Regions from separate parts of the Mus musculus genome. Here region 2 is linked to region 1. The links are chromatin loops, found by intact Hi-C in ENCODE. Cell type or tissue: left cerebral cortex. All regions are shown on one strand. Links, peaks and the distances in the headings refer to the core of each region. The heading gives the core; the rest is flanking DNA.

What was found. A loop is a pair of places that touch in the nucleus more often than their neighbours do. Peaks named below come from ENCODE experiments on the same cell type or tissue, not always from the same donor. Only the 100,000 strongest peaks of a DNase experiment are listed, where the experiment ranks them.
Region 2: a loop joins it to region 1, with 2.1 times the contacts of the local background. A loop is called at or near these places in 3 of 42 quality-filtered maps.

What each region holds. Positions count from the first base shown.
Region 1 is chr17:79,013,959-79,026,241 of GRCm38, forward strand. Prkd3 (protein kinase D3) reads right to left here and starts at 6,858. Exons shown (of 19, transcript NM_001171004.1): 1 at 6,727-6,858. In left cerebral cortex, for the core only: no CTCF peak of the experiment used is centred there; a DNase peak (open chromatin) is centred at 6,868; H3K4me3 peaks cover 2,062 bases; H3K27ac peaks cover 905 bases.
Region 2 is chr17:78,957,993-78,970,275 of GRCm38, forward strand. Prkd3 (protein kinase D3) reads right to left here. Exons shown (of 19, transcript NM_001171004.1): 10 at 10,048-10,125; 11 at 8,183-8,459; 12 at 4,535-4,587; 13 at 3,119-3,191; 14 at 1,040-1,146. Among named protein-coding and RNA genes, the nearest start is that of Gm41622, 20 kb to the right of the region's middle. In left cerebral cortex, for the core only: no CTCF peak of the experiment used is centred there; a DNase peak (open chromatin) is centred at 6,582.

The DNA of each region.
Region 1 (12,283 bases), core at 2,475-10,474:
TTATGAAGATCAAACACTGTTATTCCACAACTACACAACTCAATTATGATAAGACACTGAGAAAGACAGAAGAGACAAAACAGGAGAAGTAAAACAAACATCACAGACATAAAATATGACACAAGCCTCTTTAGAAATACAGAATAACTTCCCACTACAGGAAAGCTTAAGTAGTCTTTTATGTTTTTATATATTAAGAGTCTAGTGAGAATACACTAGACTTAGTAGCAAGTAAAGGCCCTAGGTTTTCTCCACTTCTCTCATTCCTCCAAAAGAGTCTATTCTGCCAAAATACGAGTCTTGGACTGCTTTGTTGACGAATGCCTTCCGGAAGCCTAAAGAAGCAAATGGGGATACACTGGAGTCAGCAAGGACCGACTGTGACTGCTGATAAACTATGAAGCCCAGGAGAACGTGAACTCATCATCGTTAAGGGATTTCTAACACTGGGAAAGTACACCAGCAAACTGTGCATCCTAAGTTTTAGGAAGACACAGTCCAGAAATTTTTTTAAAAGAAAAAGAAGAAGGAAAAGGAAAAGAAGAAGAAAAAGAAAAAGAAAAAGAAGAAGGACAAGGAAAAGAAAAAGGGAAAAAAAGAAAAAGAAAAAGGCATAACCCTTCATGGCTGAATGGAATGGCTCACAAGAGATGAATCCTTCTAAATTCTTTGTAGTCATAAATAATTACAATGATGAAAACTCAAAGCATTCGAAGTGTGTGCAGAGTGGAAATGAGTATATGGAGTTAAATTAAAACGAATGAGATGTATGAAATGAAGAACAAAACACAGAGATACAGAAATACAAATGCGAAAATTCAGAATAAAATGAGTCTAAAATAACTTAAAGATACAAGCACTGATAGTAACATTTGGGCAAATGGCTAGAATTCAAACTCCTACTTTATAGCATTTGATGGTAATGTTTCACTAATATGCCTCATGATACTTTTTTTTCAATTAACAGGGAAATATCCTTTTTGCAGATGAGAAGACCAAAGCACAAAGTGCTAGAACAATGTGCCTAGTATCACATGGCTATGAACAGAGTGGGGATTAGAACCCAAGTCTCATGCTTTCTTACCAGTACTGTTTTCACAGTAACTCCTGCTTCTTAAAGATAACAAGGAACTGAGAATCACAGTTTAGAGAGGAGGGTGAACAATTACACAGAAAGAATTGCTCAAACTGTATCGCACTAATAGTCTCCCAACAGTTTTCAAGCTAACTCAGAGAACTGAAACTTTGTGAATACAAGAGAATTAAATGACTTTATTTTTTAATGTCTTTTCTTTTGAATCTAACTATGTAGCCCAGGTCAGCTTCAAACTCATGTAGCCTTGGATGATCTCAAATTTACAGTCTTTCTATCTCCACCTTTTCAATGCTGGGATTCTAAAACTTTGTGTGAGTGCAAGTCTCTGGGCCAGGATGCAGCTCATCCCATACAGCAGGGAGCAAGTTTAACCATGACTATTGTGCAATAACCTGCAGAAAGAGCTCAGGGTGAGAGACCACGGCCTGGGATGGGCAGGGCTGCTTCAAGTGCAGAGCACCAAAAAGCAGATAAGCACAATCTAGAAACTACCAAAGAAACTAAATATCCTTTGCCAGGGGCTGGAGAGATGACTCTGAGGTTTAGAGCTTTAGCTGTTCTTCCAAAGGACCCAGGTTCAATTCCCAGCACCCACATGACAGTTCACAGCTGTCTGAAACTCCAGTTCCAGGAGATCTGACACTCTCACAGACATATATGCAAGCAAACACCAATGTAAATAAAATAAAAATAAATAAATTGTTTTAAAAAAAAGTAAAGAAAACCTTTAGTCAGATTGTTATTCAAATTATTTGTGAATAGCTAGAGGATAGTATAATGGTCATATCAGCCTAATTTCAAGCAGAACAAGAAATGCTAAGTCCATCACACGTATAACTTCATAAAGTCTAGACTTCTCAAGTGGAGGAAGTAAGTAGTGACCTTCGCTGAACTCTTACTATCTGGGATCTGACAGACACGAGTCTCAACCCCACGTAGGCGCACCTCATGAATCTGCACAACCAGCCGCTTTAGAGTTGAGAAAGGGAAAGTTCAGAGGTTACTCACTCAAGGCTGCTACAATCTCACGGAAACGGTAGTCAAAGCATTTCCCTACTGTCTCTGTAACCGCGCTGAGTTTGAGCTGGGCATCAGTGTGGTAAGGAATCTGCTGTATGTCAACTGGCATGTGTGGAGTCCTTGGGGAAATGTTCCCAAGCCACTCTCAGCTCTGTCTTTCCATGAGATGTGAAATGGTAAAGACAAAGACAATCTGCTTATGTCATCTTCAGGTTGAACAAAACTGAGCAGAGGTGGTAAAATTAAAGTGAAACTCAACAGAGATAAATTCCAAGTTAAATGTGCAACATCAGAATGAGGGGAGATGCTGATCTGGAAGCCATTCATGAGGGTGGGCTGTGTATCTGAGGCTTAAGGTAAGTGCTGTGAATATAAAGGGCTCACTCAAAGAACTAAGACAATCCTAAAACCTCTGGACATTGGAAAGCCATAGCATTAATATGCACACTTGTTAGCCTATGCTACTATAGACTGTACATTCAAATATACATACATATATAGAGATGGATAGAATATACAGAGACACACACACACACACACACAGAGAAAGAGAGAGAGAGAGAGAGAGAGAGAGAGAGAGAGACTATTCATTCTATAATCCATATCTTTAGAGTTACAGATTTTTAGGTTTGGGAAGAAAACAACTGCAAACATCCAGGTAACCATGAAGATAAGGGCATGTGCTACGCCGCATATGCCAATCAGAATGAGTGGTCCTCAAATATCTGAAGAAGTATTAAGGCAGAGCTGTTTTTAGCTCAGCTTTACTTGAGAGATGTACAAAGAAACTGGCAGCAACACTTGTGGGACTCCCGGGTTATAAGGACGGCACCTGCCAGTTACTAATGACAGCATCTGGCTTACTGTAGCACTCAGACCATTCAGAAGTTTTACAGCAATTAGATAAAAGGTGCCATTCTACTAAGTCTACTTTTTATTATACCACTTGAGGTTAATTAATAGTAACAATCTAATAACACACTTGATTAATTTACTAGAGACACACATTCCTTATAAACTATATATAATTTTGTATAAAAGTGTTTTTTTTAAAGCTTCAGCATGAATAGAAATGTAAGAACCTGTCTTAACAGCTCCCACCCACTCATCCCATCTGTCTTCTCTCTCCTGGTTTTGTTTATGGAATTGGTTTGATCTGTAAGAAATCTAACAATTCTAATTTATATAAACTTTGGTGTGCTGTTTAATTTCTTTGTATTTATGCTTCAAATAGAAAACAGTTTATAAGTTAACAAATAGTACATCTCGTTGATATATAAATTGTGTATTAGATATGTTGTTTCTAATAGCTATGAGAGTCTCTAAGCCAGAACAGTATTGTCTAGTTGTCAAGAATTTATTAAGTTTAGTTGGCATTTTTTTCCACCATTCTTTTAGACCGTTGTCACATATCTCATTCAAATGAACTTACAAATTCTGTCACCACTGAATGGAATCAAAAAGTATTTTGAGCTCAGTGCACCCAAACAAAGTAAAACAAAAACCTTGGAGGCCAGGTGACTGGGGTAACTGGGCTGTTATATTTCATGGTAATGTCACAAGCTGATCTACCTTTTCCCTCCCTGCCCTGTCACTTCATTGCCATACATTATGCGCCAATCTCAACCAAGTCTCTTCAGAAGCTCTACCAGCAGGAGTTTCATTCAACCTTGATACTTGCCAGAGGACTAAGAAAGACACTGAAGTTTCACAGCAGCAGTAGAAAGAGACATGGCCACTGCTCTCTCTGGAACTCACAGACATTAAACAAACATTTGCATAAGTAGCTAGGTAATTACAACCTATGAGATACAACAGAGCATATGCCAGGGAGACTTAATTCCAGTGGGGTCTCAGGGAAGGTCTCTATAAAGAAACAAGTAAGAGGATTCCAGAGAACAAGACACGTTAAATACTACAAGGAGGGGCTCTCATTATTTAGGGTAACCAACCTTCTATGTGCATTCTGCAAATGTTAACATGAAGAGTAAAAAAAAAAAAATGCTTTTCCTTTGTAATACCATGTTTACGTGACTCCCAGGGGTAAAGGGTTGTCCAGGTTTAATTTCACTTTGTGTACAAGGAATGGTAATAAAGTTTTATCCTGACCCTCGTGAGGATATGCACATGTGTATGGCATGTACTGTGTGAGCATGTAAAGAAGCATGGGAGCTTTTCCAGTGACATGCCAGTACACTGAAGTCAATATCCACGCTTTACCTCGAAAAAGGTCTGACTTTGCTTAATGCTTGTACAGTATACAAAAAACTCAGGTATATTTGTAGATTAAAAAAAAATCTGTGGCAGTCTCTCCATCAATTGCATATTCCAGAAACATTCCCTCAGATTAATAGAAGACTGTCTTTCTAAGAGCTTAGCACTCTGCTAAATTGTTCCTTCTACAAGTCTACTTCTCCGGGTAGCGGTTCACTCTCTGCCCTTCCACCGTGTTGGAGAACAGAGAGAGGGCACACCAGGCAGCTTCTCTGCGCAGGCACTGAGAGGTGTATCCAGGTACCGGCACATCAGTCTGGCAAAGCAATACGAAGCTATGGATAAGCTTGATATATCTTCAGCCCTGCACCCGTAGTTTCTAAGAAATCTGATTGGCTAATTGCCAAAGCACAATTCTCATGTGCAGCCACTGTAAGTTCACCACACGAGCAGAGAAAATGTTTTATCTACATCGAAATTAAAACTAAAACATTTCTTAAGTACCACATCCCAGTTTTTCCTTTTAAAATGACTGCTTCAAAGAGGCAAGTTCTGTTTGAATTACATAACCCAAGAGACTCAAGAGATGTGATTATTAAATCCAATTATGTGCCTAATCAAATTATATGTAAGTAATTATACATCAAATCCTGAATGAGTGTCTTTAAAAACAAGCAGTGAACTCCGCTATGGTTAGTATTTTTGCCAACTTTAGAATTCTGTTGAAAACTGTCTGTCCCTTCTGTGGAAAGTACACTTTAACAACTCTCTTTCCCTCTATCTTTATGTATGAGGTGTTTTCAACTCCTCTGACTTTTAAAGTTTAACTTACTGTGGCTTTTGGTGTGTATAGCAGTGTTTAGATGACAAACAACACAAAAACAGAAAGAAATGTCTATTTTAAACAGGTCATCTGATAAAATAGCTTATACAATGTGCAAGATTAAAGGCTCATGGCTATAAAACCTCTTTAAGGGATTGGTGAGGGGGTAGGGGGTACTAGAGAGAGTGAGGGGTAGGGCATCAGAATGTATGAAACTGCCAAACACATTTAAGAAAAATTCTTTTAGTCTTAACAGTCCTGAAATGTGAACTGCCCTGGCTTATCAAAGATGCCTCCAAACCCATATTCTCAGGCCCATGACATTTATAAACCTATCCTATGAAGCAAAACCTATTGTAACGGTTCCCGTGAGACGTTTTAAAAATAATATATTTGCAAAAACTTGAAACAACTTTCTGGCTAAACTGCTGTTTTATCCCACCCCAGATTATAACTGGGAGAGGAAATGTTCTTCTAGAGCAAATGTTACTCAGAACTGAGTCTGGCAACTTCAGGGATGCTTTCTTGAAGCAAATCCGTAGGCTTGTCTACCCGCCTGGCATTAAAAGTTTAAACTCCAGCTGAACAAAATCAAAACTGCTAAAACTGCAACATCAGGTACAGAGTAAAAGTAACTTTTTAGTGTAATAACGTTTTTCTAGGACATGGATGAAAGTATCTCAAACTGTTGCTTCATTTGTGCCTACAGGTTTTAAAGGCCCTGTCCTACAAAGTAGTACTTCATGTTGAAACTTATCCTCTTTAATCAAAGATGACACCGATAGTCATATTTCCTGTGGGGACGGGCGTGGTTGAAGGGACAGTTACATCCATGCCATCAATCTGTGTACGGAAAAGTCTGCAGGTCGCCTGTAGCCTGATTTATATTCGTGCTTGCTGACAGCACGGCCTATACTTCTGATTTCGACGATGTGAACTAAAATACCCGACACGCAATCAAGTAATGTCGTGTGTGCTCATTATTATTATTATTATTATTACTATTTTATTGCTCCACACTCGCGGATGTTTCAACTCAGGGCGAAGCTCCCCCAGGGAATGAGAACGACTTGGAGCGAGGCTGCAACAGGCAAGCCTAAAGGCAGTCAGGAAACTGGGGTCACTATCCTCCAAACCCCGGATACTCGCCCCTTCCAGCCCCAGGACCAGGAAAAGTGCAGCAAAGAACCGGGAAGGCTCACTGCACCGTGCCGCCGGCGGCAGGATTAGTTGGCGGGGCTCGGGAGAAAGCGGGTCCCCGAGGGCCAGGGCGCGGTGGGTCACCAGCAGCAGCCGCGCGACTCCAACTTGGCCTCGGCGCGGACCGCGGAACTTGGCCGCGCCGGCGCCCCCGGCCGCCCGCGGAGCACCGCCCCGACTTCCCGCCCAGCCGCGGCCGCCGCCCAGCCCCGCGCGGGTCCGAGTCCCGCCGCCGTCGCCGCGGCCGCCGCATGCGGTGGGGGAGGGGCCGCGCCACCTCAGCCCGACGGGTCGGGAGAACAAAGCGGCAGCGGCGGCGGCGGCGCGAACTTTTTTCGGTGTCTGCTCCGCGCTCCCTCCAGCGACTACTTACAGAGGCGGGCTCGGCTGTTCTGGAGAAAGTCGGCGCGCGCCAGCGTCCGCGTCCCGGAGCAGGAGCCAGCGAGGCTTCACGCGCCTCGCACGAACCCGCCCGCCCGCGCCCCTTCCTCCTGCCCTCCCTCCCGTCCCGTCTCGAGGCCGGAGGGCGGGGGGCCGGGGCGCGCGGGCGGGGGCGCGCGGCCCGCGCGGGGCCTGCCGGGAGCTGTAGTTCCCCGCCGCGCGCGGTTGGTGGGTCTGGCTCCGAGGGGGCGCGCGGAGGCTCTGCAAACCCGCAGAGGTCCCCACCGGGCGCTCGGAGCGCGGGCTTGAGCGCGACTGGAAGGACGCGCTGTACTCGAACCTCTCACTTTGCTGTCCCCCTAGGCGGGCGCTGGCAGTCGGTGACAAGAGGTGACCACCTGAACGCAGCGTCCAGAGTGGAGGACCCTCCTTTCCAAAGTTGTCCCTTTCGGCGTTCCCGGGGGCAGCTGTCACCCAACACCCAGAGCTACACAGACACAGTCCTTCACCGGCGCCACAGCAAAACTTGGAGACGCCGCTTGCACGTGCCTGTGTTTCCTCTTGTGCACCTTAACACTGGTGCGTTGCCCTCTCTACCAAAAGAGCGGTCGACAGTCATGGAACCTCAGAGAGAAGAAGCCCTGTGTGTTAAATTATAAATAGTTGATGAAAGAGAAACATCTGCGCGGTACAGTCACTGACACAAAAACTAGATAGTTCTTCCACGTCGACGTTTTATATCTTCAAAGTAAAATATATTGTCATAAAGGCCACTCGTCTGGATGCAGAAAGCGGGGTGGGGGGCAGCTTTTGAGAACATAGGGGAGAATTAATCTGGGTACAGAATCTGTAATATTAATGGATAGTCCTGGATTTGAAATAAGTGAGACCTCTCCCTGCCCCCCCAGGGATAGAAATGGGAGACCGAACCCACTCACAAGGTCACTGAAGAGCTAAAGCACTGACCATACTACTAGCTGCAGCCTCGTCTCCTAGGGAGTGAGGCTTTTAAAACAAAACTGTGTATAATCTTTTTCTACAGGGAGCGTTAAGGGGTGGGAGGACATTTCGGACATTTCTCTGGAATCGGAAACTGCCAACATCCACTAAAATCTAAATCTGATTACATCTTTGTTCTTAAAGTCTTACCCAGACACCACTCACACTAATGCAGGCAACCCTAACTAAACAAAAAAGGTGTCAAAGGAAAGGGCCCAGTTCAGAAGGGGCTCAATTGAGTAGGGTATGGGTTGTGAATATGATCAAAATGGTGGTGGTGGAGGGCAGGGAGCGAGGGAGGGAGGAGAGGGAGAGAGACAGAGACTCTTTAAATATATTTTGTGATTCTTTTACTTTAAGATTAAAAGCAGATTCATTCCAGTGTACCCTCTTCTTAAGCGTTCCCTTGCCTAACTGCTCTCTTCTTTCTTTCTTTCTTTCTTTCTTTCTTTCTTTCTTTCTTTCTTTCTTTCTTTCTTTCTTTCTTTCTTTCTTTCTTTCTTTCTTTCTTTCTTTCTTTCTTTCTTTCTTTCTTTCTCTCTTTCTCTCTTTCTCTCTTTCTCTCTTTCTCTCTTTCTCTCTTTCTCTCTTTCTTTCTTTCTTTCTCTCTTTCTCTCTTCTTCACAATAGATGTTTTGGCCCAGCCAGGAATATCTTCTCTCAGCAAGACTCGCAGGATCTCATCAGAGCAATTTGCATTCAGTTTGAACCAACTCTAGACTTCCATTTTCTGCTGTGGCCCTTAAGAAACAGTTACTTTTCATAGGTGTAACTTTCTCAAAGAACTAAACTGCTGCTCTACAGAGATTTAAGTGTTTATGCGAAATACATACTTTACACATAAATATTTCATTGAGCTGAATTCTCACTGTTTCGCTTTTGAATTCCTTTCTCTAGTTAAATCTTTCAACAGGTCGTTTGAGGCTACTGTCTTCTCACCTGAAATCTTGCCTTTCCTGAACATAAGCCACAATTTTCCTGCATGTTCTCTTCTGTCCTAAGGGATGAACATTGGTTTTCTTAAGGAGTGTTCATTATCCCTAAGAGAACTACAGTCTGAATGTTCAATGAATGTTCAAGACTTCTCGGGTTGTTTTTTTTTTTTTTTTTTTTGGTTTGGTTTTGTTTTTAATGGAAACAGGAGTTTGTATCTTCTCCTTCACTGGCTTTGGTTGTAAATCTTCCTGTCCTCACGTTTAATGTCCCCTCTTGTCCTTAATGAGATAATCATTTACATGTGTGAACCTAATACAAGCAAAGAGGGTCGGTGTGGTTATGAGTTGAGAGAGCAGAGCTTCCTGATTTAGAATCCTAAATGCAGAAAACCACCACTTGCTGAGGACTTGCTAGAGGAAGTAGCCATTATTTTAAAACTTCAGCTGGGTTTGATTTATTGTACATGGCTACTGGAAACTCATTTTGTTTGGGTCTTTTTTTTTTCCATGACCCTGGAACACAGCTGAAAATTTATATAGCATTCAAGCATCAACACAGAGTTAATAAAATGATCATGGGGGGGGGTGCTGTAGGCTCTTTATTGGTAGACACACTAGTTACAGTCTTTTAGCACCCCACCTGGTTCCATTACAGTTATCCTAGAACAATGTCAGTGTAGGTTACTCCAATAGATGTTTTATTAGTCTGTCCTAGACTAGCTCGAACTGTTACGTTCATGCTGGTTAAATCCATCTTCATCTCTGATTTTGCACGCTGTAATTGCTCTGTCTCCTGATTGTCCCATAGACAACTCTCGGGTCACTTACCACATTTCTTTGCGTCTTTATTATGGATCTGCCCTGGCCTCTCCTGAACTTGTGGAAAAACACGTTTCATTGTTATTCATTCATCACTTAGCACGGGGCTTAGTAAATGTTTGTTTTTGAGACATGGTTTCCCTGTGTAGCCCTGGCTGTCCTGGAACTCACTATGTAGATCAGGCTGGCCTCAAACTCAGAGATGAACCTGCCTCTGTTGGGATTAAAGACATTCATTAGTTCCAAGGGTTTAGTAAATTTTTAGCTGAACTAGAAAACTTTTTCTTCATTATCGTGATTATATTGGTTAGCTTATAGTCCTAAAACATCAAATGCTAAACCCTGCAATAGTTCCCTACCCTCTTCTAACAAGGACCAAATTAATAGGATTCAAAGGCTGGTAATAATACCACCATTAATTGCATACCAGCCCTGAGTCAAATATAGTCATTCTTTTTTATATAGATTTCTCTGTTTATTCTATATTACCTATTTTTATTAACAATACTTTCATTAGCTTTATATTTTTCATTTAATTTTATATACAATAACATTGATAACAGTGTACGTATTTATAAGAGCATATCATAAAAGAGCATATATGATCATTTGACAAATAAGAAGACTAGGAAAAACTAATTACTAAAGGGAGAGATAGTCATATGTTACACCTAGGTTTTCTATCTTTTTCTTACAAGTTAAAATTCAGGTAATGGGAGAAAGGACACAATTATCTTGTCGTCTTTCACAGGGATTTCCGTTTGTCTTTCTGGCTTTCCCATACAGACAGGTAATTATCTTGTCGTCTTTCACAGGGATTTCCGTTTGTCTTTCTGGCTTTCCCATACAGACAGGTAATGTGTAGATGCTTATGGGTTTCTTAAAAGTGGAATTAACATCAAGTCCCCTTAGACAATGGAGTCCTGGGTTTTAATAAAAAGCTCTGTTGTGAAATAGTGTCAACTAGTTACAGCCCAAGAGCCAAACTGAAAAGAACAAAGCTATTACAGGCTTATCACGTCTGGACTGACGAAACCATAGAAGTCCAGACTTTCTCACCACGTGAAAAAACTCAGAATATCCTGAGTGGAGGGAGTTGGGGTGGGACTTTGAGTGTAGTCAAGTCTACGTTCTACCATTTACCTTAATCTTATCCAGAATTAATTTTGCTCAAAATGAGGGGGGAAATAATTTTATACATCATAGGATTCTTGTGAGAATTGACTGAAGAAAGCAGTACACATGTGATTAGTCTGCCTTGGTATGTGTCACACAACCAAGTGACACTTCACTGGAGTGAGTGTTGACTCTACCCTGTAAGTTGTCACAAGGATTAAGTGGAAAAATGCTCAGAAAGCATTTTTTTTTTTAATCGCCAGCTCGCAGAAAATACACAGCAGGTACCACTTAAGATACCAATATAAGTCATATTAAAGAAGTTTGTTCATTTGTTCTCTCTCTCTCTCTCTTTCTTTTTAAAAAAATCTTGTCGGAGAAACGAGTTGCTGAACTTGATTCTGTGGGTGTCAGTTTTAAAGGACAACAAAAAGCTAAAGAGGCCCAGGATGTAGAAGGACTTCCTTTCTGTTTCATCAAAGGAAGGTCCCATTGCTACCCTCGGGTGGCCAGAACCGTTGCTGTCTATGCTGCTGGCTGCCGGTGTTTTGGTGGACTATAAAATCTCTGAGTAGATAAATAAATACATTCATTGGGTTTTATTTTTACTATATTCAGACTGTAATGACTTGTATGTTTTATTTTAACTTGTACTCTGATTATACCTCAAACTTAAAAACTTTCAAGTATCGACAGACACACATTTGATTATTTAACTTGATGTTAAACTGTCCCAGTTCCTTTAATGACGATGGCAGGCTTAGCTGAAGTCTGGTTGGTTTTGATTTAGCCTGTTTGGTTTTGTCCCCCCCCCCCCCAAGACTTCACAGCCTTTGATTTGTTGATGCCCTAAACATTTGAGAATCACTTATGCGTCTCAAACATTTGTGCAAGGCATTTGATCTGAAGGGGGAAATAGCTCTTGTTGAAATTATTAACTGAAATATAGACTGACCTATAGTATAGAGAAGTGTAAAAAGGTATAAGCAGAAGGGAAGCGAGAGAGGTTGAAACTGCAAGAGAAGTTCGTCTCATGTGACCATGATGAGATAAACAGGCCTGTGCTGTCAGCGACAGCAAAGAAAAGCATATGGAGTCGTGTACAGTGCGTGAAACTTAGTGATAACTAAGGGATAGCAATAAGCTCTGTGTCACGGCTTCTGCATTCACCATCCTTGCTTGTTCCTTGTTTACTAACCCATTGGTGCTGAGGGCTGAACCTAAGAACTCATAAATGCTAAGCGCCAATCACTGATATTATTTTGGAGTGCAATAATTCTATTTATGTATTTTTTTAAAGCTTACTATAAAGCGCTACATTGTGTTTTGCTGATGGCAACCTCGTGTGTCTCATAGTTACAGTGTCTCTTGGTTTTTCTTGTGCTGGACTGAGTGTCCTGTTGGTTTTGTTTATCATAGCCCTAGGAGAAATATGACATACCAAGCATACCAGACCTATAAACTTACATGTGGGTAACTGGAGAGATGGCTCAGCAGTTAAGAGTACTGGCTGCTCTTCCGGAGGACTGGGATTCAATTCCCAGCACCTACACGACAGCTCAAACTATCTATAACTCCAGTCCCAGGGCAATCTGACACCCTCACACAGGCACCCATGCAGGTGAAACACCAGTGCACATAAAAATCAATCATAAAAAAATAAATAAACAAACAAACCCA
Region 2 (12,283 bases), core at 2,006-10,005, 56 kb before region 1:
CAATATACTCTTTTTTTTTTTTTTGATTTTTTGAGACAGGGTTTCTCTGTGTAGTCCTGGCTGTCCTGGAACTCACTCTGTAGTCCAGGCTGGCCTCGAACTCAGAAATCCGCCTGCCTCTGCCTCCCAAGTGCTGGGGTTAAAGGCGTGCGCCACCACACCCGGCTAACAACACTCTTATACAGAGCCTATGTAAATAATATTAATATTCTACCTAACGCTGACTTTGCTGGAAGCAGGCTTGATCTGAGCTGGGGACCGACTGATCAGGGGACTTCTGATTATCCCTCCTCTGAAAACATGAAGTAGTTGCTACTTACCAGCAATAATAATGTAAGAAATGTACCACTGACATTTGCTTAAACTCACAAAGAAGATAAAAATATTAGGTCAAAAGAACAATGCAAGCGCTTTATGTGATTTACATCTGCTAACATATCTTTAGTAAGTTGAGCATGGTGGTGCATCTGTAATCAAGCACTCAGGAGATTTAAAGCCGGAGGACCACCAGGAGCATGCGATTTATCTTGGGCTACCCAGCAACCCTTGGTGTCAACAAAACCAAAACAACAAAAATCCCAACCAAACAAAACTAAACAGCACCAAACTTTTACTGAAGAAACGCAGCGCAGAGACCTTGAATTAACAGAACAACATCTTACTGCTAGAGGCACACTTCGCTTTAATTAGTGTTTATTTTTAGAGTAACTAGCATATTTACATCGTATCTGAAAATCTGATGAGTAAAATAATGACATGATAAAAATACAGCAGAAGGATCAGTATCTCTAAAGGAATTTAAACTGAATTCCCTTTATTATTTTTAGAGATTTCACTCAGGAAAAAAAAGATTTGAATCAAACTAGCTTTAAAAGTAAAATCACAGCAGGGTGGGTCTTTAAACTTTTATACATTATAATCTTCAGTATGCAAAAGATCCAAAAGACCCCCAAACCTATCCTTTCTGCATCATCTGAAATATTCATTCGAAGTCTCACAAATCAAACTCCAGGCTACGGGAGCCACCGTTAAGTCCTACCTGTAAAATGGCCACTTCGTTCCGGAGCTGACTCTCTTGCTTTGTGGGGAACCTCATTTTATCAATCACTTTAATAGCCACATCCCTTCCCGTCTTTCTGTGTTTTCCTGTCAAAGAATAGAAAAGAATCAACTGGCAGCTCACATATAACAGAAAAGCTGGGTTGACAACTTATCCACAGACTGAAGTTTTATTTATTTATTCTTACATCTTCTGTTCATGTTCTTTTCCACATTCTAGGAAACATGATGCTTTCCTCTATTGTACTGCCTGTAATAAAGGCAATTTCATGACCTGAAATGGCATAACACCTCCATGGCCTGCTTGCTGAGAAGTAACAGATCATAGTAAATAAGTGACAGTTTTTAAACGCCCTGACCAAGTCTTCGGAGTCTGTCAAGATGGAAATGATGTACTAGTGACTTTTAGTCTAGGTTCACCAAGTCAGCAGCGTGGTTAAGTACAGCAGACTCTCAAGCTCCAGACCTTCAACTTCTAGGTATAAGGTAAGTACATAACAGTGTCTCATTCACCCATTGAAACAAACGAGTCACGCTGGACTAACTAAGTGGGGTCACCGTTGAAGAGGTGGGAACAGCAGGCACATTCTTACCTCCATTTAACACACGGGACTTGCTCTCCACCTGTTGATTAACTTGAAAATTACAACTGTTTCAAGGGCACAGCCCTAAAATCCTGACTGCTTTAAACGACAGGGGTTGTCTGGTACTTCAGACCAATTACCCTTCCCTCAGTGAGGTCTTCCAGAGACCTCACTAGTATAAAACTAACAAATCTGAAGTTGCAAACCACAGATGTGTGCATGTGTAAAACCCACACATTTTTCTGGGTGAGGCACAGTTCCAAGCAGATACTTGGAAAACAAAACAGCCATCCTCAAGGCTACCCTCAGAGTTCCGCAGGAAGATGAGAGAGACCCAGTGTTACAGGCTCTCTGGCAGGAGGATGCCCACCGTAAGGCAGGGGCATGGAGGAAGCACAATGCAGATACTCAGATGAGCAATAGGATGGTCAGAAAACACATAGAGAGGTGATTCTCAACCTGTGGGCACACGCCTCTGGGGGGTGGTGAACGACCTTTTCATTGGGCTCATTTGCATATCAGATACTTACATTATGATTCATAACAGCAAAATTACAGTTATAAAGTAGCAACAAAAATAATTTTATGGTTGGGGGGGGTCACCATAACAAGAGGAACTGTATTAAGGGGCCATGTTATTAGGAAGGCTGAGAACCAGTGCAGTAGAGGTGGTCCTTCAGTTGAGGCTGGAAACAAACACATGCTAACTAAAGGACGGAGAAAGGTGCAGAGGTCAAATACAGAGGCATGCAAGCACGCCTTGAAGAAATAAAAAATGAACTGTAATTAGACTGGAGGTTACATAAGCAGACTGTAGCAGCCTGCATACTCTAAGAACAATGGACACGGACCACAGGCTTCTGAATGTCCTAATACTAACATGCGGTGCTGATGCTCTGAAAGGCTCACTCCAAGAGTGGTGTGAAAGAAGGGGAGGACTGAAGGTGGGGTCAAGGGTTCACATCCTATCTGGGGTCACAGCTTACAGTTATGTCATGGGCACGTTTGTTGTAATTAAGTCCAGTAAGCCTATGTGCAGTGCAACTCAGTTTACTACCTTCATTAAGCCGCTGTCAAGATTTTGAGATACAGATGCTAAATGGTTTAATCAGTGTTCTTAACCGCAGGACAGAGCAAGAATTCAGTTCTTCAGACCTGAGAAGATGAATGCTGACCGTGCATTGGAAACTAGTGGGAAACATACTTCAGTGAACAGTGCACATAAGCCAATACAAACACATCTTTACGTACGAGCTGCTGCAAGAAGACATGAAGACTACTGTAGAAGTAATCTCCTGACCCTGCCACTCTTAGTTCTGCTATGGAAATGAAGAGAGACTTGGTTTTAGTTGGGAGCATATGAACCAGCCATTGAGGAGGAGAGCACTTAACAGAACTGTGAGCTAAAAGAATGTCAGCTGTCGTCAGAGTTTACAAGTTAGAAGATATGTATGTAACAGGCTGTCATTGCTTACCTCCATAAACAATGCCAAACTGGCCAGAACCAAGCACCTCGTCCGCAAAGATCTGGTAAACGCTGCTGATGTCCTAGAGAAAGCAAGCAAGCACAGTGTTCTTCATCAAGCAAGCACAGCAACGTCGCTGACTCAAACACTTAGTTTTAATTTCATGTTAGAGGCAAAAAAATTTATGAAGCACAAAATATTTTATGAAGCAAAGGCTTTTTGGATTTTAGAGAAAGTTAGCCTGGCCTTACACTATGATTCAATATGCAACTTATATATAACTTATATACCTTATTCTTTAAGAATACCCTTAGGAGCTGGGTGTGGTGACACATGCCATTAATTCTAGCCTACCTTCTAGGCATAGACAGGCATGTCTGTGAGTTCAAGGCCAGCCTGGTCTACATAGACCTGTCTCAAAATAGAACCAAACCAACCAACCAAAAACCCTTCAGGGAAAAAAGATGCTTTGAGTTGAAAATAAATTTCATATTCAGTACTGACCTATAAAAAAATTAAGAACTAAGTTTTACCAAACACAAGACTGCTATCTTCGACTTAAAACATAAAAACAAAACCACAACAAAATCATTAGGCTAGGGTGATAGCTCAGCTTGTAAAGTGCTTGCTGTGCAAAGATCTTAGTTTGATACAGAACCTAGTTTTAAAAGAAGTGTGTGGTGCTTCATGCTTCTAATTCCAATGCAGGCAGGTGCGAGATGCTGATCCTGAGGCTGCTGGCCAACTGCCTAGTCAGTGAGCACCAAGCTCGTGAGAGACAGCACGCACACACGCGCGTACACACACACACACACACACACACGCACACGCACACGCACACGCACATGCACACACACACGCACGCACGCACGCATGCACGTTCCACACAGGGTGGAAGTTGCTCAGCAGGAGCGATGTCTGAGTTTCCCACATGTTCCTGCGACTCCTTGAAGAGTCTGGACCTGCCGAACACTGCATTAGATTTAAATTTGCCAAAAGAACAGAGGCCAGGGCAGTGGCTAGGCTACGTCCCTGTCTTCATAGAAGTTCTAACAGGTGACGGTTCTCCCCCCACTCCTTCTGAGTTACCTCATCAGGCAGGGTTTTCACTGGAGCATGGTGACAGTATGGTCAGATATGATTGGCCGAGGATTTAGGGGCTTGGGATTGGCTCACACACTGCCTATAAGCTTATGTGTACTGCACAGTGCTGCACAATAAACTCAGCTCTGCACCCTGATGCTGCTCTCCAGAGTCTGACTCCCAGGATTCGGGGTTCATCGTGTGACTCCATCACCTCTCACCTTCTGCCCTTGGTCCTGTTCCCACACTTGGGGATATAAACTTAATCCTGGTAAGATTTTCACATTAATTCCCTTATTTTAATTATTCGGTCTGCGCACATGGGATGTAATTATTACTTACGACATTCTCCTGAACCTGACAGTTAGACACGGAGATACTGGTAGCCAGATCTTCTGTACATAGAATGGAATATAAGAAAAACACAAAATAGTTAGTATATGACTTAATATTATTTCTTGGAAATCCATAGCTTATCAAACTTAAAATTACATCAATATAGATAATATATGCATTAAAATGTTATATACAATACTAACCCATCAACAAGAAACTGAGTAAATAAAATATGACACATCCACACAAATAATACTCTAAATATTTAATAAACAGCATAGATCTGTGACATAATGTCCTACTAAGGGCTCAGTATTAGAGCATCTGCCTACTATGTGTGAAGTATGAGGCCCTGCATTCAACAAAAGAGGAAAAAGCAAGTTCCAGTGTAGCAGTGTTTGAATTAAACTAAAAATGCTACTTCTGGTGAGTGAGTGATGTAGGCTCGGGAGCGAGGACTGTAATATTTGTATCTATACTGCTTATATTGTTTTAAAACACAAAAAGCATGTATCAGGACAGATGGCTCAGTGGTTAAGAATACTGGCCGATCTTTCAGAAGACCTGGTTTGAGTTCTAGCATCCATTGGGTGGCTCACAACCATTTGTAACTCTAGTCTCAGGGGATCCGATGTCCTTTTCTGGCCTCTGGGGGCATCGTTCACATATGTGGTACACAGACATATATGGAGGCAAAACACCCATGCACATTAAAAAAAAAAGAATTCATTACTTTCATTAAAAAGTTTAAATTAGATAAATTTACACAGTGGTAATGAAATATGCCTTCTATGTATTAAGAGTAGGTAAAAGGAATTTATAAAAAAAGACCTCAGAGTATATGACCTTATACTTCGAAAAAGGAAAAATAAAACAATGTAGTAGTTCGTCTGGACTCCCATCCTCCCAAGTCCTTCCCCAGTTAAGACATCTATAGCAAGTGGCTGACAACGGTCTCTTGAAGGCAGAGACAGGACTGAGATGGGATGGACCCTCATGTATCCCGGGGATTGCCTCAAGTCAGATGACATAGTCCCACAAAGTTTTGATGAGTTACTGTGGTAAATAAAGAAAGCAATAAGAAAAGGGAAATATGGAAACAAGACCAAAAAGCCATTAAGACAACCCAGAGAAACGAACCATGATGATTCCTTCACAACTGCACATACTAAAACACAGGACAGCACTAATATAAGCAAATTCTTCATTTCAAATAGTAATTCAGGTTGGGGAACGGCTTAGTATGCAAAAGCATTTGGATCCAAGTTTAATCCCCAGCACCTGTTTTAAAAGGCCAAGTCTGGCCTTGTGCAGCTTTGTGCGGTGCAGAGAGAGGAGGATTAAGAGAGCTTGCTGCCTAGTCAGTCTAGCCAAAGTCTAGTCCATTTCAGTGCTCTCCAGGGAATCAGCAGCGAATAGAAAAGGACCTGATACTCTCCTCTGGTCTTGTCCTCAGGTGTACACGTGTGTACACACACACACACGAGAAACTCTTATTTAAAAATATTAAGCCACTTCAAAAATATTTTATGTCATTCAAATCATCTTTTTTTTTTTTTTTTTTCCCCTGAGACAGGGTTTCTCTGTGTAGCCCTGGCTGTCCTGGAACTCACTCTGTAGACCTCGAACTCAGAAATCCGCCTGCCTCTGTCTCCCAAGTGCTGGGATTAACGGCGTGTGCCACCACTGCCCAGCTCCAAATCTTCTACTTTTTTAGGGAATAGTCTTGACTATGTAACCTAGGCTGTCCTGGAACTCCCTATGAAGGCCATGTTGGCTTCAAACTCAAAGACATCACCTTCCCTCTACCTCCTGGAGTGCTGCAATTAAAGGAGCATACCAGTACACCAGTAAGTAATTTAAAAATTTAAGACTGATCAAGGAAAAGCACACCAGCAAAATGACTGTGCCTGCCAATGCCTTTCTAGTGGTTTGTTTCCTAGTTTCATTATTTTCTTTTCTCTCAATGGCCTCCTCTATCTGGATCCATCCAGCTTTAATTTCTCTCAGTTTCAGACAAAATGGGAATATCAGTTAAGTCTTGGGCACGCTGCCCAGTGCACTGTGTGTATTTATTATTCCTCCCACTTTGGATGCAGAACACTGGAGCCCAAGATCACACAGCATGGTGAGCAGCAACTGTGTGCATTTTCCCTCATCTCCCCTCTTACTCTAGGATTCTGCCTTAGAGACTTTTAAGCAAGCCTTTGGAAGTTAAGAATAAAATGTGCATGTATGTCTCTAATGTTTCTGGGGAAAGGCTCCTAGTTTTGATGAAATGCTAGTGCTGTCTAAACTGCCCAGAACGTAAACCCTGTTAGCCATGCATCCACCCACCCATCCCTCCTCAGGCGTACCAAAGGCTGCACATGACTCCAGCCTTCACACTCGTGATTACACCTGTCTCCCCAACAAAAGCAGCACTACCCCTTCTACCTTTTATTTACCTCTGCCTATCCTACCCTTGACTGCAGGCCAAATTCCAAATCAAGTTTTCTACTATGAAGCCCTGCTTCTCCTAGCCACACCTCAGTGTCTACAGTAAAACCTTCCTGATTTCGTCCCTGCATTGCATCTGCTGCTGCTTAACAGTCAAGTACTCATCTCCCCTAAGTAGCGTCTATCATTTCTCTCTTGAATTTTAGTTTTAGACCTAACGTAATGCATGAAACAGTTGCATAAAATAATACAGGTAAGCTGAGATAAATTGCATTTGGAAAGTGGCTGATACTTATTTTAATATAAATATATTTGTCCAATGATGATGTTTCTCTATAATTCTCTATGGATATAATTCCAATAAGGTAAAAGCTGTATTAGACTCTAATATTTTTTAACGATTAAATAAATATTCATTCAATTTGGGTTTAAAGTTTTGTTGGAATAATAGTATTCTTTAATATTCTCTCCCCCACCCCAAACCCCATTTTTCCTGAGTCAGGATCTCACTATATCCCTGGCTGATACTCACAGACCAGACTGGCCTCTAACTTATAGATCTACCTGCCTCTGCCTCTTCAGTGTTGAGATTAGAAGCGTGTACCACCATGGCCACTTCAATATTTTTAAATTTCTGTCGTAATTCATTTAAAAGTAACATCATTCTGACCTATCAGATTTTATGAGTATACTGTAAACATGATACTTTATGTCAGCACACGCACACACACAAAAATCCCAAAACAAAAAGCAATTCATACACACTAAGCTGCTAAGCACTGTGGTACTATTCTTTGTCTTACAGACTGGATCCACTCAACGCTAACAATTCCACAGTAGCTACTATTATAGAACAGCAAAAAAATTACCCACCTCAGATCTGACAGCAGGCTGGGAGATGCAGAGTTTAAATGTAAGGAGATGAAGGTAGCTAGCTGTGAATATATATATCCTGGAGCCAACACACACACACACACACACACACACACACACACACACACACACACACACACACACACACACACAAATACTCTCTCTCTCTCACATATGTGTATATGAATGATACTCAGCATAACTTCATAAAGGTATTAACTAATGGTATTGGCAATTAAAGACAAAACTTAAGCATTAAAGATAGAATGAAATAGCACAGCCACACAAGTGTATCTGCAAATGTTTAAAATGAAACGAAGCCACCAATGTGCTTCCACTTACTGTGGTCCTTCCCTTGCCCCGGAGAAGTGCAAACACTTGCTTGAGGAGTGACAGGCATGAGGGCCTGGCGAATTGCTTTTTCCCAGCTCTGCGCCACATCTAGTCCCACTCCAGTGGCAGCGAGAACAGGATTATGAGAGCTGCTCCCATTGTTCTCACCAACAAAGTATACCACGGTATCGGTGATGATTTCAAAACAGTGTGGGTTACTGCCTTGTGAAATGCTGGTGAAATCTTGCGGTGAAGATACACGGAGAATTTCTGAAAGTGGAATTTCCTGTAGTAAAAAAGTTGAACACTGAAAAACTATGAATAAACACTTATCTTTATTTCTAAAATACACTAGAAGCAAAGATAAGCATTTCTATGAATGCCACTAAGTCCAACACACTATACAGCATATGGATTAGGCAGCCAAGTATTATGGTATGTCTGTCTTAAATGACTTGACTGTTCAGTAATGCTAGAGGCAGGTCACGGAGTGTTAGACTCGGGGCATGGGAGATGTGTAAAGTGCTTACAACCATGTGGACCTGTCAGGTCCCCAGAGCTAAGGGGTAGCAGGCAGGGACAGATGGATCTGGGAAAGCTCACTGGCCAGACAGTCTATCCAGAACAGTGAGCTTATTCCAAAAAATAAGGTGTGTGTGTGTGTGTGTGTGTGTGTGTGGGTGTGTGTGTGTGTGTGGGTGGGTGGGTGGGTGGGGGTTGAGAGAGGCTCAGTGGTTAAGAGCACTTTCTACTTTTGCAGAGGACTTGGGTCCGTTTCCCAGCATCCACGTGGCAGCTCACAACTACCTGTAATACTAATTCCAGGGGACCCAATACCCCATTCTTGTAACTAAGGGCATCAGACATACACATACATTCAGGCAAAACACTCATACACACATACAAAAACAAAAAACAAAACAAAGCCTTATACTTCAAAAAAGAGAAAGAAAGAAAGAAAGAAAGAAAGAAAGAGAGAGAGAGAGAGAGAGAGAGAGAGAGAGAGAGAGAGAGAGAGAGAGAGAGAGAAAGAGGAAGGAAGGAAGGAAGGAAGGAAGGAAGGAAGGAAGGAAGGAAGGAAGGAAGGAAGAAAAAAAGAAAGGACAGACGGACGGACAAACGAAAGAGACATCTGGCATCTGCCTCTGCCCCTACATAGATACTGTGTGTGCACAGGTGCAAGTGCATGTACACACACACACACACACACCCTACACAATGAAATGCTATAGCAGGTCTTCACGATGTTGGAAGAAAAGCATCTAGCAGGATAGTCTGCCTCCACATCCAACACCTGCAGACTAACGTCTGTCGGTACCACTCATTAGCTGCATCTCCTGTGACCACACTTCTGGAAGCATAACCCTTAAGCTGAGCAAGCACAAATAATGGCTGGGGGCTGGAGAGGTGACTCAGCACTCAAGAGCACTGGCTGCTGTTCCAAAGGACCTAGGCCCAATTCTCAGCACCCACATGGTAGCTCACAACTGTCTGTAATTCTAGTTCCAGAGGATCTGCTACCCTCACACAGACATAAATGCAGGTAGGACACCAATATGCATAAAATAAAAATAAATAAAGTTGCTTAAGCATTCCTTCTCGTCCATACATTGGCCTAAATTATTATTTAACGTTTAGTCCAAGTAATAGGCCAAAACCAGACAACTTATTTATTTTTTTTGGTGTGTAGTGTGTGTGTGTGTAAAATGGAAGTGGAGGGCAGTTGCTTCAACAAGGACTTAACGATGACCTCTATTAGGCAGTCATAATAAGTACATTTACATAAAAATGAAGTTAACCATACAAAACTTTACGAAACAAAAAAAAATCAGTATCACAATATTTTAACATTTTATAAAATGCAAAATCCTTACCTTATAATACTTTGATCCAGATTCATTTTGAAACAATGTTAGACATTTACTGTCAAGTCTCCAATAATGTCTCTTTCTCTATTGAAAACAGAAGTCAGAAAAGGTGGCTCAAAAGTAATTCCTACTTGCACTTTCCCTTTGCCATCCATTCTTCTATTCTGAGTAGTTTAAACAATGAGGTTTAAAATTTTCAAAATATAAAAAGGGAATCTACTGAAGTGTATCACTCCCACATTGACTTATATCCCATTTCTTACTGTTACCCAAGTGAAGTTAGGTTTTAGGGGGTCCTTTCATACGAATTTATGTAGGTACACAGAAGTAGCTGTACATCATTCATTCACATGCATAGATTTATATAATTTACTTCTATGCTAAATTTCTGGATGTTGTCAAAAAATAAACAGAGCTGCTCCCCAAGCACAGACAGGCAAGGGGTTCTGAGGCCCCAACCATCCCTATTCATCCAGTTCCTGGATACAGAGCCCCAGAGCCATACTTCTGCAGTTCCCCTAGCTCCAGGAGCTGCCAGGCTTGCGCTGCAATCGAGCTACATCAGAGGGTTTTTGTTTGTTTTTTTGGGTCATGGACAGCAGTCTGTGGACAGCTACATAATTGGTCAATGTGCTGAGAACAAGACTCAGTGCTCAGTCCTAAATGGGACCCTGATACTTATGCCATCACCACCAGGGCTCAGGCAACATCACACAGGAGGCAGAGAGAGCCAGATGGGGAGGGTGCTGTGAAATGCCATCTTCAGGGAATGAACTTATATAAGTAGCCGTGGTTACCTATGGTCTATACATGATCAAGCCAGACAAAATCCTGGCATGGGTGGAGTAGATAATCTTTGGGTCTCATCCCTTAATGAGGAGTCACTAACAGTGGACAACTGCTGGGGGAGGGAGAATCATTCTTTTTTTTTAAGAAGTGGTCACTGGTAGGTTTTCATCCTCCACTGGGAATTTATCTGCAGTACTCACTAAGTGAGTGGCTATCACACACATACATAGAAGATGTGAAGTTGAAAGGGTGATGTGCTGGGGGGACATGGAGAAAAATGGAACATGTACGATACTTCACATATATATATATATAATTCTCAAAAATAGAGAAAAAATTAAAAAGATATAAAAAGACTGTTTTGATGGTGTTAAATTAAGACTTGACCTAATTCATGGTCTTCTCCATTGGGGTGATGTAGCCGCAGGGGTAACTACTTAGACAAGTGGTTCTCAACTTCCTAACACTCTGACCCTTTGCTACAATTCCTCAAGCTGTGGTGACCCCCAAACATAAAGTTATTTAGCTGGTACTTTATAACTACTGTTATGAGCCATGATGTAAATATCTGTTTTCTGATGTTCCTAGGCAACCTCTGCGAAAGTGTCACTCACCCTCCAGAAGGGGATGTGACCCATAAGTTGAGAATCACTGACTTAGATCTCTAAACGTTTTGATCTCTGATGTAGCAAAAGCCAAACAAACAACCTGTTATATCAGTGCAAGTTGAAGTTGATATTTTTATTATAAATAAAACCACACTTTATGTATAAGAATAATTTTATTTCCTTTTTCTGTGATCTCTCTTTTCATATTATTTAACGTTTTTATTGTGTTGTGATCTTTTATTATCAATTTGTTGGCTTTTTCACAAATTCTTGATTAGTTCTTATCGAAAGCATACGTTGAAATACTTTTTCCAGTTTGTCATTTGTCTTGTTTTTGGGTTTGCCAAACCCAGACTTTCTTCCATGAGATTGGTTCATGGTTCTCCCCTGTCCAACACGGAATCTTTATAAAGTAACTGTTCGGTTTCTCCCACTGCATTAACGTGAAACCATTTAAATAGTTTGATTCATTTAGTTTTGTTCCATGTGAAATGCGATTTACGTTATGGTCATTTCCCCCCCAAATGGCTAATTGGTTACCCTAATAGTATTTATTGAGTTATTCATCATGAGACACGCAACTAAATTCTCATATGTGTGTATATTTCTTTTATGTTCCTGTTGAAAGGACATGGGTTATAAACAAATGAAAAAATATATAGCTGTAATCTGTACTGCTGTCACCATGTAAAACTTTACTGAAACCAGCTAAATATATTAAACACTTCATACGTTTTGAAATATTTTTATTCTTTGAGCATTTTATAGATGTGTCCAATGTATTTTGATAATTTTATCCCCATTCCTTCCCCTAACTCTGCCCAGATCTCACACTAATCCCCAAA